Regions from separate parts of the Homo sapiens genome. Here region 1 is linked to region 2. A link is an interaction called in ENCODE POLR2A ChIA-PET data of the cell type or tissue named here. Cell type or tissue: Panc1. All regions are shown on one strand.

Region 1 (8,000 bases), 420 kb after region 2:
TCTCAATCCTTTGTCTCTCCCAAAGCACAAGATGAAGTTGTTCTCCGAAGTTCCCTTATCTACCTAAAGTCTCGACCCACCAAAGATGAAAACAATTACTGCTCGTCCCTTCCCCGAGTTTTCGTTAAGTGAACTCATATTGCAGGAAGAAAGACTGAAGTCTGTTAACGCACTGAACAGACTTTTGTCACAAACCATTGTCTACTCGGCAGGCCCAACAGACTTTTGTCCCAGGCCATTCAAAGTTCTACAGACCCATTGAATTCCCTTAAAAATCATTTACTGCTCACACCTGTAATCCCAGCACTTTGGGAGGCCAAGGCAGGTGGATCACGAGGTCAGGAGTTCGAGACCAGCCTGGCAAATATGGTGAAACCCCATCTCTACTAAAACCCTATCTCTACAAAAATTAGCCAGGCATGGTGGTGCATGCCTGTAATCCCAGCTACTTGGGAGGCTGAGACAGAAGAATCGCTTGAACCCAGGAGGCTGAGGTTGCAGTGAGCCAAGATCGTGCCACTGCACTCCAGCCTGGGTGACAGAAAGAGACTCCGTCCCAAAAAAAAAAAAAAATCATTTACTACCTCCCTGAAATCACCCACACTTCCTATCTCCCTTTCCCCCAAGAAGGGTATATGACATTCTCTACCCCATTGCATAGTGGGGTAATTATGTTGTGATTCTTCCCTGTGCACATTAATAAACGTGTATGCCTTTTCTCCTATTAATCTCCCTTTTGTTTTCCCTTGGACCCTACATCATAAATGTGCCTAAAGAACTGTTCTCATTATAAAAAAAACAAAAACAAAAACAAAAAGAGAAGAAACTATCAGGGAATTTTCCTTGCTGCTTTGTATTCTATTTGCTATAGATAAGACCATGTAGAGTATTTGGGTAGCCAGAGTTTGTATATTGAATGAGTCTGAGTTTTTGTGACCCAAAATGCAGGCAGTCTGTTTTAAAGGAAAAAATCTTAATATTGATTGATATGATAATCTGATAGCTGGGAAGGCTCATATGATTTTTCTGACTCTTAATTTATACTCCTTGTACAATGTTGATATCTATATTTTGTATAGGAGATTTATGTGAGCTGGGCATTGTGGCTCATGCCTGTAATCCCAGCACTTTGGGAGGCCAAGGCAGAAGGATCACTTGAAGTCAGGAGTTTGAGAGCAGCCTGGGCAACACAGCAAGACCCCCTGTATCTACAAAAAATTTAAAAATTAGCTAGGCGTGGTGGCATGAATCTGTAGTCCTATAGCTACTAGGGATGCTAAGGTAGGAGAATCACCTGAGTCCAGGAAATTGAGGCTGCCATGAGCCATGATTGTGCCACTGCAGTTCAATCTGGGTGACACAGTGAGATCCTGTCTCGAAAAAAAAAAATATATCCTAACATAATTAGGAGGAAACTATCCCTTCTGTCTCCATTATCAGTTAATAAATAGCAGAGAAGCAGAAGGCAGGTATAGTCCATTTCCCTCCACATTCCATTAAGACAGCAGGTTATTTTATTTATTTTTTTTTTTTGAGACGGAGTCTCGCTCTGTCGCCCAGGCTGGAGTGCAGTGGCTCGATCTTGGCTCACTGCAACCTCCGCCTCCTGGGTTCAAGCGATTCTCCTGCCTCAGCCTCCCCAAGTAGCTGGGACTGCAGGCACACACCACCATGCCTAGCTAATTTTTGTATTTTTAGTAGAGATGGGGTTTCACCATGTTGGCCAGGATGTTCTCAATCCCTTGACCTCGTGATCCTCCCGCCTTGGCCTCCCAAAGTGCTGGGAATACAGGCGTGAGCCACTGTGCCCAGCCAGGTCATTTTTTTTTAAACAGAAAATTTAAAGTATAATAGAAGAGGCTGGGTGCAGTGGCTCACACCTGTAATCCCAGCACTTTGGGAGGCTGAGGCGGGAGGATCACGAGGTCAGGAGAGCGAGACCATCCTGGCTAACACGGTGAAACCCTGTCTCTACTAAAAATATAAAAAGAAAAATTAGCCGGGCGTGGTGGCATGCACCTGTAGTCCCAGGTACTCAGGAGGCTGAAGCACGAGAATCGCTTGAACCCAGGAGGCAGAGGTTGCAGTAAGCCAAGACTGCACCACTGCTCTCCAGCCTGGGTGACAGAGTGAGACTCCGTCTCAAAAAAAGAAAAAAAAAATTTTTTTTTTTGAATAGGGAATACTTTCGTGTGTTTCAGACTAAAAAATTGATTTTATATGTATTTATAATTACACACATATACGTATGCAGTAAAGTTTCATTTTTACTTGTCCTTCAGCCACCATTTCCTTTCCTCTTACACACTAATATTTTCAGTTTCTTATTTATCCTTCCAGTTATTTTATGGACATACCAGTAAATACACACATATATTAATATATCCAGTATTTTCCCCATCTCTTTTTTGCACAACCCCTTAAATATACTTAAAATAAAACAGAACAACAAATTTTTCGTAAACAAAATTTAATACAACCATATAGTCAAGTAATAATGGTTAAAAGACATTTTATTAGATACAACTTTTAAAAAATTAAACTATGCAAGAAGTATATTTAAACAAAACATGTAAGTAAGTATTCACGTGCTACAACTTAACTAAGAACAATTAAATACAAAGCATTCTTTCCACTATGAAGACTCTGGAGCCTCTAATTGAAAGCAAATGACCTTAGGTCTATACTAGTTGTAAAGCAGATTATACTTTTGTTCAACTCTAAATTTGTATTGTCTTAGAGCTCCAACAACTCTCAATAAAAATTTAAATAAAGAAACCTTGGGGGAGGGGTGATAGGGAAGGGGAGAGTAAGTGCTTTTTCAAAAAGGTAAATGAAAAAGCCTGAAGAGGGAAAAAATTGTACATAAGTATGGAACAAAAATAAGTATACTTTTTTGACATTCGATGTAGATACTGCAAATGAATTTACACGGGTTTAATCAATGTAAGATAGATATTTGTCTGAATATTTTAAAAAGCACCTAGGTATCAAAAAATAAAAACAAAAAATATAATGAAACTCCAAACATCCAACAATCTCCCTTAACATTCTCATTCTGCCAAGCAACCACACGTTGGTGCTTATTACACAATTTAAGAAGGGGAAGTTTATTTACTCTATAGGAAACAAATATGAACCTTATCTAAGGTAAGCTTCATTTAGATTGAAAAAAAAGTTGAAATAGCACTAGAGAACTTAAGGCACATAAACAAATTCAGGTGCAGTTATTTTGAAACCATTAAAACAAATTCTTTTCTTTGGAACAATATATAAAATAAGTTATGAATGTTGCTGTTTTTATCAGCACTAGGAAAATTTAATATCTAAGGCAATCACACAAATGTAAAATGTTCATATAAAACATTAAAAAATGTCTAAAGTGTCTCTGGAATTATTCATTCACACTCCTGGCTCAAATGGTTTCTGGTGCCTAGCATTAGATGTGACAATAATGATAGCTAGCTAGTCAAACCTACTGCCTTAAAGATCAACCAATTTGCTCCATTCTGGTTACTTGGCATGGTAAATTTATTTAACTAAAAAGAATAATGGGGTGAGGTGATGTAAACCTGGCTTTCAATAAGATGCACAACAAATTCTAATAAGGCCAAAACTCTGTTGAGGTTAACTGGTGTCTTGAGTTTACTAAAATAAAGGCAGTCCATAGGAAGCCTCAAAGAGACATTATCTTACCACTTGGCACCACAAAAACACCAAGCTCTCCTCTCTGAAAATACAGGCCGGGGGTGGTGGCTCACGCCTGTAATCCCAGCACTTTGGGAGGCCGAGGTGGGCGGATCACGTGGTCAGGAGTGATCCGTCTCTACTAAACCCCGTCTCTACTAAAAATACAAAAAAATTAGCCGGGTGTGGTGGCACGCACCTGTGGTCTCAGCTACTCGGGAGGCTGAGGCAGAATCCCTTGAACCCGGGAGGTGGAGGTTGCAGTCAGCTGAGATCGCGCCACTGCACTCCAGCCTGGGCGACAGAGCAAGACCCCGTTCTCCCCCCTTCCCCAAAAAAAAAAAAAAACGAAAAAAATACAGTTTGAAGTAGATGTCGTCTTTTCCACATATAAATCTCAAGACATAAAAGGCACACACAATTCAACTCCTCTCTTTTCATATATGGGTTCTCACAGCAATTTAAAAAATCTATTGCCATATCCAGACAACAGGAGAAAAAAAAAATACCTGGTTTGCTTATTGACAAAAGTGGTGTAATTGAACCTTTGTCTTTCCTGAGTTTCAAAAAGGCTATTTGACAGTAGAGATACATAAACAATTCATATTCAGTAAGATAAAATGTATCAGTCCACAAAACATTTTCATCTTTTTAAGTATAAAAGAATCAATGTTCAACCACCACCATGTGTGAAGCCCCTTTTTCCAAATTAAACTTACTCTAGAATCATGAATTGAAGATTATTCAGTCATGGCACTTTACACCCCAAACGAGCAAAAGTAACAAGTTAATACCCTCCCTGAGTATTTACATCATCTTATCACCTGGTTTAAATGGAGTAAATACCTATATTTCAATCATCTAGGAAATAAAAAGGTTACTGAAGATCCAATACACTAGTATTTCATACCTGTGCAGTAAAGTCAGTGGGAAGATTACAGTAGAAAAGGAGGAAGTTCTACTGTTGTAAAAATTAGACCACTTTTGTAGCTGACTCACATAGAGGAAAAACAGAAAATGATTAAAGTTCATGAAAAAAAAACTATACTTTTCTGTTCTACAAAGCATACCTTTGAATTCCCTTTCCAACTGAGGTATCACAGCTGGGTTTAGCAAACTCATCTCTTCTGACCTTGTAAAACTAAATTGTCATAAAGATTCTGATTATACATAAGTCATCGTTACTAATACTCATCATGTACTTTCAAATGTAAAAAGTTCTAGAAATGCCCAAATAAAAAAAAATTCCAGAATTGAATTTAGCATGGTCAACTAATTTTTACTTTATGTGCTTTTTTGCTGATCATCACAGACTGCTAAAATTCATGGTGTTTGGTATATATGTGTGTATACAACCATACTATCTACATACATACACATGTACATATATAGATTCTAAACCAAAGGTTCATATGAGCATCACCTATCAAAAGAAAAATCTTTATGTGATGAGAGAATGAATACAATCTGACACCAATTTGGTTGATATACCCCTTTTGATATATTAATTCTACTCTAAAATTCTTTTTTATTTTATCAAGTCTAATGCTATTATTTATCAAGAATTAGTAAAGGAAGATAAATATTAAAAAATTAAAATATTAAGTTGGGTAACTTTAAAAATAGTTATTTAAATTTTCTAAGATTCAACCTAAGTTCTTGGTGGCCTTCAATATAAATTTTAAGTACTTAATTTATGTAGTTTTAAATTATGTAGAGAAAAAATTAATATTGGTGTGAGGTCTGTGTTTAAAAAAATTCTGTTTTTCAGGATTTCATTTCAAATTTACTATAATAAACACATGGATATTAAAATAAATGTATAACAAAATAAAAGTAAATAGTTAATACTTTTTACAACAGAAAAATACTAGAATATAAAGTTGTCTTGAGAAAGTCTTTTTTTATGTGAAGTCCTATATTCATGAAATGGACATGATCTTACAAATACACATGAAAATAACAACTATCATTTGTAGAATCCTCAGCATTTACAAAATACTTTTTCACACATTATCTCATTTACTGTAAAGAATTTCTTAACTAAATAATTCTATTATCTATAAGAGTATAATGCAGATGTTTACTCTAAAATTAAAGTACAAGTATCCAAACTGTACCTACATTCTTTCAACTAAGAGGATAGAAAATTGTTTTCTGAATTGTTGTTATCACAAAATGGTATCTATCATTTTAAAATTATGATTTGAAAAATAAAAATTCCCTAAAAATTTTTAAGTTTTTTAGAGTTTTCCTCAGAATGTAGATTCTAGCTAAGCATTAAAGTTTAAAAAATGTCTATCTGAAATCTCTGAATCATTCTAAAATGAGAAAACAATGTAGCTTACCAATGTTAGGCTTTTTATTTCAACCTTGGTTTTAACAGAAATCTGGTGACACTTTAATTACATATTTGCATCATCCCTTCTATCACAAGAAATATACAAATTATAATGTGAAAGACAACAGTGACTGGAAGTCAAACTACAGCAGGCTACCTAGAACATCCCTAAATGTTGTAAATTATATCCGTCCACCCAGAATCACAATAATCACTTATGCTGTAGTTCCTGCCATATCCATTTATTTGCATTAGAAAAAAAATTCACATTCCTCTCTGAAAACTGATAAGCTTTATAAAGTGGAGTTGAGAAATCTAGACAAAAGCAGTCTGTTGTACAGAAGCTTGAAAATGTTGATTAGTATTTTACACAATGGGGACCAAATGAAAGACTTACCTTAAAGATGGGAACTACTGCTAAGTTTTTTCAGATAACTAATTTTAAAAGAAAAATGGACCCACTGAGATAGGTGGTCCCTGCTTTATCCTATTAAAGGTACCTTAACAGTAGAGACTCTCAGGAATTTTAGCTGTTCACTAGAAAGTGGGATAATCAAGGAAGAGGTCCTCACCCAAAGCACCATACTAATGAGGTCAAACTCTACTGGGCTAGGAAGGAAAACCTATCCCTATTTTTCTTTTTCTTTTCTCTTGAGACAGTGTCGCAACCTGTTGCCCAGGCTAGGGTGCCGTGTGCGTTCATAGCTCACTGTAGCCTCAGACTCCTGGGCTCAAGCAATCCTCCTGCCCCAGCCTGCTGAGTAGTTGGGAGTACAGGTGTGAGTCTCTGTACCTGGCTGTCTGTCCCTGTTTTTCACAAAACAATATTGCAAAATGGGTTTCCACTGCTTTATCAAGTTAAGAAAAGAGGCTTTCTTAGAGGATTGAAGAGATGATGCATAAAAACTTTGAGAGCCATAGTGGGTCATTTTTCCTTCAAAGGCCATTCCATTTTTCTCTTAGGAATTAACTTGTAATTTTAATCCCCCTTGTAGGGGCACTTATTTTTCTATCTCCTACCTAACTTCCCCCTAAAAACATGTTTAATGTAAGACAGCAATTCTAAGAATAAAGTCACAATAGTTCAGTATTTTATGATGCCTGAATTGTTGTCATTACATTTTTATCAATTACAGAAAAAAACCCTTCAATAAAATTAACCAATCTGGATATACTTTGTTAACAACAAAGGTTTTTAAAACTGATTTTTTCTCCTAGAATGCATCCTAAGCATTAACTTCTTCAACCTAAATGATGCCTCAAGTCATGCAATTTTCTCTACATATATGACAAAATAAGGAATATACATACAGATAAACATACATAATAAGTGAAGACACCATTCACACGCTCCTAAAAGGTATGCAGACAGACATTTCCTAATTCACATAGACTTCTTACAAATACTTACAAAGGTACACTCTTCAAAGGCCAAGTAACAACCACCATTACCTTTAACAAAAAAGTTTTTTTTTTCAATTATAGGAAAGGCTTTATTATAGTTTGAAAGATTGATATTTTGAGGAGAAAGGCACCAAATTATTATTTTTACTATTTTTTGCATATGGCACAAAGGAGATATGTGAAGTTCCCACTGTAGAGTTTTTAAAACCTCCCATCTTGGATCAGTGTGGCTTCTTCGGTGAGGTATCCTGTCTTCAGAGTTTAAAGCATTTCTCATTGTATCTATGAATAGTCACACAGCCATGATAGGACACTGGCCTGGGCATTGCAGCTACCCCTGTGATGATACTTGTTGCAGGATCATAACAGAGAATAGTGTCTGTGGCTTCTCCATTTTCCCGTCTTCCGCCCAGGATATATATTTTACCATTACACACAGACATACCACAGTTTTCCTGTTTAACCAAATATATAAACAAAAAATTAACCATTGAAGATAAAGGATTTGGTAACAAACAGAAAAGCAAAATAATGCTTTAGCACAGTCAAAAAAAAGGGAGACATGATA
Region 2 (8,000 bases):
GCTGATTTTTTTATATTTTTGGTAGAGATGGAGTTTCATCATGTTGGCCAGGCTGGTCTCGAACTCCTGACCTCAAGTGATCCACCTGCCTAGGCCTCCCAAAGAGCTGGGATTATAGGTGTGAACCACCAAGCCCAGCCATCAAGCAGGCTTTTCAAGTTGGAAACTCAATTCATTTGCTTTTATTTCCCCCCATCCTCCCACACACCTTGTTTTCTTATCAATGCAATTAAGATATAAATTTTCCACTGGGTTATGCTTTGACTACATTCCATAGATTTTCATATGTATAATTTTCATTTCTAATTACTTCGTAATTTCTACTTAATTGCTTTATTTTCTCCTTTGCCTCAAATATTTAGAAGTTTAATTTTAAATTCCCAAGAAACAAGGTTTTCTTTTCTTTTTTTTTTTTGAGATGCAGTCTCACTCTGTAGCCTAAGCTGGAGTGCAGTGGTGTGATCTCGGCCAACTGCAACCTCTGTCTCCCTGGCTCAAGCGATTCTTGTGCCTCAGCCTCCCGAGTAGCTGGGACTACTGGCACATGTCACCATGCCTGGCTAATTTTTTGTATTTTAGTAGAGACGGTGTTTCACCATGTTGCCCAGGGTGGTCTTGAACTCCTGAGTTCAGGCGATCCACCGGCCTCGGCCTCCCAAAGTGCTGGGATTACAGGTGTGAGCCACTGTGCCCAGCTTTTTTTTTTTTTTATATACTTTAAGTTTTAGGGTACATGTGCACAACATGCAGGTTAGTTACATATGTATACATGTGCCATATTGGTGTGCTGCACCCATTAACTCATCATTTAACATTAGGTATATCTCCTAATGCCATCCCTCCCCCCTCCCCCCACCCCACAACAGGCCCCGGTGTGTGATAGGGTCTCACTCTGTTGCCCAGGCTACAGTGCAGTGGCACAATTATGGCTGACTGCAGCCTTGACCTCCCAGGCTCAAGTGATCCTCCCATCTCAGGCTCCCCAGTAGCTGGGACTACAGACGTGAAACACCATACCAAGCTAATTTTTGTATTTTTTTGTAGAGACGAGGTTTTGCCGTGTTGCCCAGGCTGGCCTCAAACTCCTGGGCTCAAGCAATCCACCCACCTTGGCCTCCCAAAGTGCTGGGATTACAGGCATGCGCCACTCTGCCTGGCGTTCATACCTTTTTGTGGTTAAAAATGTGGTCAGTTTTTGAGAATACTCTATGTGTGTGACAAAAAATTATGTATGGTCATTGATACAAAGTTTGACATGTTTATTAGACTAAGCTTCTTAATTGTGCTGTGAAAATCACTATATATTTACTCCTTTTCTACTAGATTTTTGTTTTGTTTTGTTTTGTTTTTGAGATAGAGTCTCACTCTGTTGCTCAGCCTGGAGCGCAGTGGCGCAATCTCGGCTCACTGCAACCTCTGCTTCCCAGGTTCAAGTGATTTTCCTGCTTCAGCCTTCCAAGTAGCTGGGATTACAGGCGCCCGCCACCATGCCCAGCTAATTTTTGTATTTTCAGTAGAGATGGGGTTTCACCATGTTGGCCAGGTTGGTCTCAAACCCCTGATCTCAAGTGATCTGCCCACCTCGGCCTCCCAAAGTATTGGGATTACAGGCGTGAGCCACCCGTGCCCAGCCTCTCCTTGATTTTGAAAGCAGTGTATTAAAGCCCCTCACCATTATGGTCGATTTTTCAATTTCTCCTTCATGTGTTTCAAACCAATGTTAGGGACATAAAAATTCATAATTATTATATCTTCGTTTAAAATCCTTTTTGACTGTAACTGTAGGGAGAGAATAAAGTGTTGTCCATACCATTTCCAGCCACAGGAATGATGACAAGAGGTGCAGCTGTTCATTCTGCCAAAAGAATTTCCTATTTCCATCATGTTGCCAGTAAGAAGTCTGTTCCATCTCCCCCACTTCCCATGCTTGTTTACCAACTCCCAAGGTATATAAAGGGGATATGTGATCCAGAACAAAAGCTCTATCCAAACCCATGTGTTAGGCTACGGACAGGAGAGTTCACAGCAGGGCGGGAGTAAAGTAGTCCTTCTCAACCCTCGCTGTATATGAGAATAACTCGAGAAGCTTAAAAATATCGATGTGGCCGGGCGCGGTGGCTCATGCCTGTAATGCCTGGGAGGCCGAGACAGGCAGATCACTTGAGGTCAGGAGTTTGAGACCAGCTTGGCCAACATGGTGAAACTCCGTCTCTACTAAAAGTACAAAAATTAGCCAGGTGTTGTGACGCATGCCTGAAATCCCAGCTACTTGGGAGGCTGAGGCAGGAGAATCGCTTGAGCCCAGGAGGTGGAGGTTGCAGTGAGCCAAGACCGTGCCATTGCACTCCAGCCTGGGCAACAGAGTGAGACTCCATCTCAAAAAATACAAAAACAAAAACAAAAACAAAACAAAAACGAGGCTTGGGTTTCATCCAATCAAAACCTCTGAGATTAGAACCTGGTCACTGGTATACAGCCAGAGAGAGAAGAAAAGATTCTCTTCCATGTGCTGTTATACCTCACCCTGCTGCCCTGGACAGAGCTTCTTTGAGATCCCCATGCCAGGCAAATGCCATCCAGCAGTGGTGGAGGAAGCAGAAATGTGGATAAGGGCTTTGGGGGGCCACTTTGCCAGGGGCTGGAAAAAGGTTAAGGACACCAAGGAGGGCTAGAGAGGTCAGCACTCACCACATCTAGGATGGCAGACATCGCGAAGGAGATGTTGACTTGGGTGGGGACGCTGATGTTGGTGACCGGACGGAAGGGCTTTCTATTAAACACTGAATTCAGAGCAGTGGGATCCGCCCCGTGCTGGCCAAACCCTGAGCAATTGATGGTGAAAGTAACGCCCCTTCCTGTAGTGGACATCGAATGTGTGAGATGAAGGAGAGCAACCCTGTGCTCCCTATATGAGAGGGGCCCCAAGGCAGGGCGTGGGGTCGCCCGTGATAAAATGAAAGCTAACATTTGTTGAGCACTGGCTGTGTGTCAGGTATATTCTAAGCCCTTTAAAAATGGATTACCTCATTTAATCCTCCCAATCCCCTATCAGGTAGATACTGCTTTACCCTCATGTAATAAACGAGCTAACTAAGGTGCAATAAGAGGAAGTAACTTCCTACAGTCAGACAGCCAATAAAAGGCAGAAGCCGGACTTGTTCTGAACCCAGGTTTGTCTGCTGCTGCTGTGCTATACGTCCCCAGGGATGAGATGAAGAATGGGGAGGGGATCACCGAGAGGGGTCCAGACGCTGGGCTCTTCCTTCCGAGGCCCGGGAGGATGGGGTGAGCTGGAATGCAAATTCTGGAAGCTAATGTAGCAAAGCTGAGCTAGAGCTCCAGCCTCCTTTCTAATATTTCTGTCTCCATGCAAAGCATGCCCAAATCTATATGCAAACTGTGCCTGGAATGTTGATAGTCATCCGATAGGATTACAGTCCCGGGGCCCCGGAGAGAACACACCTGTTTTCACCCCGACTGCCCCAACCTTCCTTCTTACTTGACTTTACCCAACTCTATCACCAGCGTTCTAGTTTGAGGCTTTAAAAAAGTTTTATTTTATTTTTAATGGACATATAATAATTGTGCATATTTCTTTCTTTTTTTTTTTTTTTTTTTTGAGACGGAGTCTCGCTCTGTCGCCCAGGCCGGACTGCGGACTGCAGTGGCGCAATCTCGGCTCACTGCAAGCTCCGCTTCCCGGGTTCACGCCATTCTCCTGCCTCAGCCTCCCGAGTAGCTGGGACTACAGGCGCCCGCCACCGCGCCCGGCTAATTTTTTGTATTTTTAGTAGAGACGGGGTTTCACCTTGTTAGCCAGGATGGTCTCAATCTCCTGACTTCATGATCCACCCGCCTCGGCCTCCCAAAGTGCTGGGATTACAGGCGTGAGCCACCGTGCCCGGCCTAATTGTGCATATTTCTTAGTTTGGGGTTTTTGGGGGTTTTTTGAGACAGCGACTCACTCTACTGCCCAGGCTGGAGTGCAGTGGCGCAATCACTTGGCCTCAGCCTCTGGGCTTAGGGGATCTTCCCACCTCAGCCTCCCAAGTAACTGTGACTACAGGCGTTCCCCACCACACTTGGCTAATTTTTTTAAAAAATTTTTGTAGAGACGGGGATCTCACTATATTGCCCAGGCTGGTCTCAAACCCCGGGGCTCAAGTGATTCTCCCACCTGGGCCTCCCAAAGTTCTGGAATTATAGGTGTGAGCCACCATTCCTAGCCACATAGCTATTTTTAGAAGTGTGGGTGGGATTTTTTTTTAATTTCTTTTTTAAATTTTTAAATTTTTTTTAGAGGGAGTCTCACTCTGTCACCCAGGCTGGAGTGCAGTGGTGCGATCTTGACTCACTGCAATCTCTGGCTCCCAGGTTCAACCGATTCTTCTGCCTCAGCCTCCCAAGTAACTGGGATTACAGGCACTACCACCACATCAGGCTAGTTTTTGTATTTTTAGTAGAGATGGGGTTTCACCATGTTAGCCAGGCTGGTCTTGAACTCTTGACCTCAGGTGATCCGCCTGCCTCAGCGTCCCAAGTGCTGGGATTACAGGTGTGAGCCACCTCACCTGACCCGTCCCACCCTCTTCTAACTAATAAATTTTTAAATTTTCTAGTCATGAAAATGTGTTGGAGGAGCAACAACTTGGACTGAGAGAGATGGTTGATAACCTCTGTGCCAAGGACATTGAGCCTTATCCATTCCCAACGTCACAGTGCTTTCCAGCAAATTCTTAAACCACTCTAAGAACAGTGAATATTCATTTGTCAACCCCTGTGTGCAAGTGCCCAGAGGAGCTTTCATAACCATTTACACTGCCTAGACCAGGTGTACAATTTGTGTCTCTTCCCTGTGCTGGCCTTTAAAGTCACCTCTGGTTCAGTCCTCTCCTGTGCCTCCTTATCCAAAGTCATGGAATAATCTAACGAGGAGAGATGACAGTTATTGGCACTTTTACCAAGTGCCAGACACTGTGCTTCCCTCCTTCTCTTACTGAATCCTCACAACCCTGCAAGGTAGGTTCTGTTTTACAGATGAGGAAACCAGAGCTCAGATAAGTTAAGCAGTGCATCCAAGTTTATAAAACTAGCAACGTGAGACACCAAGATTCAAACCCAGGTCCACCTGTCTCCAAATCCCATGTTCTTGTCTCTCTACCATGCTGACCCCCTGGAAGAGAAGCACATTCTACTTTCACCCTTGACCTGCTGCCTTCTGGCACCTTACCTAACCTAGAGCCCTTGGATCCAGCAGATGGACAGGGAAATTATGGCTAAAGGAGGTGGGCACTTTGCTACAATGGTTTGGGTTTCATACCTGTAGAGAGAAAGAATTACACCTGTGGATAGAAAGATGGATGGATATAGAAGCTAAATACAAGAGAAGACGATCGTGGATGGTTGTCTTCCATGTAGGGTACCAATGGAGAAAAGACAGACTTTTCAAGTAGTATTGGGAAAACTGGATATCCATATGTGAAAGGATAAAGTTTGCTGGTGTTGAACTCTATTTTTCGAGAAGGAAAATGAAAGTGCTCTTGTTTGGCATGTAACTGGAAGGGGATTTTCCGTCTTTCAGAAAAGGAAAGTCTATGTGGGCATCTTAGTAATGTAGCTATGAAAGAACTCTATCCATCTTAGACAATCTCTAGGAGTTGGAAATTTGAAAAAAGTTCCTAGATGTTCTACTAGAGAGAGGTCCTCCTTCTTCCGCCTTCCCCCATCATTGCTCCTTTCTTACCTTGAAGCAGAAAACCGAGAAGGAGGTAGAAGGAAAATCTTTTCCTGTGGAACCAGCTTCCTTCCATCTTCTTTGTCTAAGTTCTTCTCTGAACATGTACTGGGACCCAGGAATGCCCAGATTAAAGCAGCACAGGCCACACCTAGAGTCTGACTTTGAATACTAATAGCATTGGTTGACCACTGACATTTGTAACCTTCCTTCAAAGAGTGTTCTGGTTGTCTTGTTCTTGCCTATGCTTAAGGTTCAGTCTGCTTTTAAGACTTTATCTTAGTCTTAGGTATTTCACTGCAACGTAAATGGTTATAGATAGTTCATACGTGATCAACTTGCAGATCTTGGTGAGATCCCTTGGTCTGAAGACTCATCTCTTCAATTTTGGAAAATTCTCAGACATTTATAAATGTTTCACTTCCTCTATTTTTCTTATTAGACATGTGTTGAATGGTTTCCTTCTATCTTACATGCCTTTTATTGCTGTTGTAACAAATCACAAACCCAGTGGCTTAAATAAACACAATTTGTTATTTTACTGTTCTGTGGGCCAGAAGTTTGAAATGGGTCTCACTGGGCTAAAATGAATGTGTCAGCAGGACCGCATTCCCTCTGGAGGCTCTAGAGGAGAATCCATTTCCTTGCCTTTTCCAGATTTTTTTTTTTTTGAGACAGGGTTTCACTCTGTTGACCAGGCTGGAGTGCAGTGGCGCAATCGCGACTCACTGCAGCCTTGACCTCCTGGGCTCAAGGGATCTTTCCGTCTCAGCCTCCCAAGTAGCTGGGACCTCACAGGTGTGAGCCACCAAGCTTGGCTATTTTTTTTTTTTTTAGTAGAAATGAGGTCTCGCTTTGTTGCCTAGGCTTGTCTCCAACTCCTGGCCTCAAGTGATCCTCCAACCTTGATCTCCCAAAGTGCTGGGATTATAGACATGAGCCATTGTACCCGGCCTTTTCCAGCTTTTAAACTGCCTGTATTTCTTGGTTCATTATTTTTACTTCTCCATCTTCAAAACCAGCAACATCAGGCCAATGTTTCTCACAAGGCATCTCATCTCTCTGGTTCTTATTTGTTTCTCTCTCCTTCTTCCACTTATAAGAGCCTTTGTGATTGCATTGTGTCCATTTGGATAATCCAGGATAGTCTCCCCATCTCAAAGTCCGATAATTAACAACCTTAATTCCATCTGCAACCTTAACTCCCCTTTTCCATATAACCTAAGGTTCCAGAGATTAGGATGTGGACAAATTCTGGGGGCCGTTATTCTGCCTAGCACACCTCTCTTTCCTATTTTCTACCTCTTTATCTCTGTCCCTAATGATTTCTTCAGATCTAGCTTCCAGGAAAAAAATTCTCTCCTCAACTGTGTTTATTTTAATTAATTAATTAATTAATTTTTGATGAAACTCAGTAATTTTTATTGCAACTGGAAGACAATACATTGCAGAAACTTTATGGTAGGTCTGGGGAAAAGTGTTATTTACAATAGATTATGACATAATTTGTCTTTGACAATATGATTACATACGAAGAATGCAAAATGCAAGTATGGATGCCTTCCATATTTTATTTTATTTTGAGATGGAGTCTCATTCTGTTGCCCAGGCTAGAGTGCAGTGGCGTGATCTTGGCTCACTACAGCCTCCACCTCCTTGATTTGAGCGATTCTCCTGTCTCAGCCTCCTGAGTAGTTGGGACTACAGGCTTGTGCCACCACACCCAGCTAATTTTTGTATTTTTATTAGAGACAGGGTTTCACCATGTTGTCCAGGCTGGTCTTGAACTCCTCACCTCAGCTGATCTGCCCACCTCGGCCTTCCAAAGTGCTGGGATTACAGGAGTGAGCCACTGTGCTTGACCCTCAACTGTGTCTAATCTGTCCATCTAATCTGCCCACTGAGTTTTGGTTTTGTTTTTTTGTTTTTTTGTTTTTTAGAGAGAGGGTTTCACTGTCTCCCACCATGCCTGGCCCTCAACTGTGAGCCACCATGCTGGGATTACAGACGTGAGCCACCGTGCCCGGCCCTCAGCTGTGTCTAATCTGTCCACTGAGTTTTGCTTTTTGTTTTGTTTTGTTTTTTTTAGAGACAGGGTCTCACTGTCTCCCAGGCTGGAGTACAGTGGTATGATCATAGCTCACTGTAGCCTTGAACTCCAGGGCTCAAGCAATCCTGCCACCTCAGCCTCCCAAGTAGCTGGGACTACAGGTGCATGCCACCATGTGTGGCTAATTTTTTTTTATTGTTTCTAGAGACAGGGCCT

What was found. ChIA-PET counts read pairs that join two places held together with the same protein. Peaks named below come from ENCODE experiments on the same cell type or tissue, not always from the same donor. Only the 100,000 strongest peaks of a DNase experiment are listed, where the experiment ranks them.
Region 1: POLR2A ChIA-PET joins it to region 2 with 10 read pairs; 2 of 35 experiments call an interaction of 5 or more read pairs at or near these places.

Annotation. Positions count from the first base shown.
Region 1 is chr3:183,678,973-183,686,972 of GRCh38, reverse strand. KLHL24 (kelch like family member 24) reads right to left here. Exons shown (of 8, transcript NM_017644.3): 8 at 2,454-7,887. The coding sequence ends at 7,687. Among named protein-coding and RNA genes, the nearest start is that of YEATS2, 15 kb to the left of the region's middle. In Panc1, no CTCF peak of the experiment used is centred here; no DNase peak of the experiment used is centred here.
Region 2 is chr3:184,095,340-184,103,339 of GRCh38, reverse strand. HTR3E (5-hydroxytryptamine receptor 3E) reads right to left here and starts at 6,276. Exons shown (of 9, transcript NM_001256613.2): 1 at 5,744-6,276; 2 at 2,689-2,855; 3 at 1,811-1,855. The coding sequence starts at 5,810. It overlaps HTR3E-AS1 (HTR3E antisense RNA 1), which reads left to right. Exons shown (of 3, transcript NR_133658.1): 3 at 7,990-8,000. In Panc1, no CTCF peak of the experiment used is centred here; no DNase peak of the experiment used is centred here.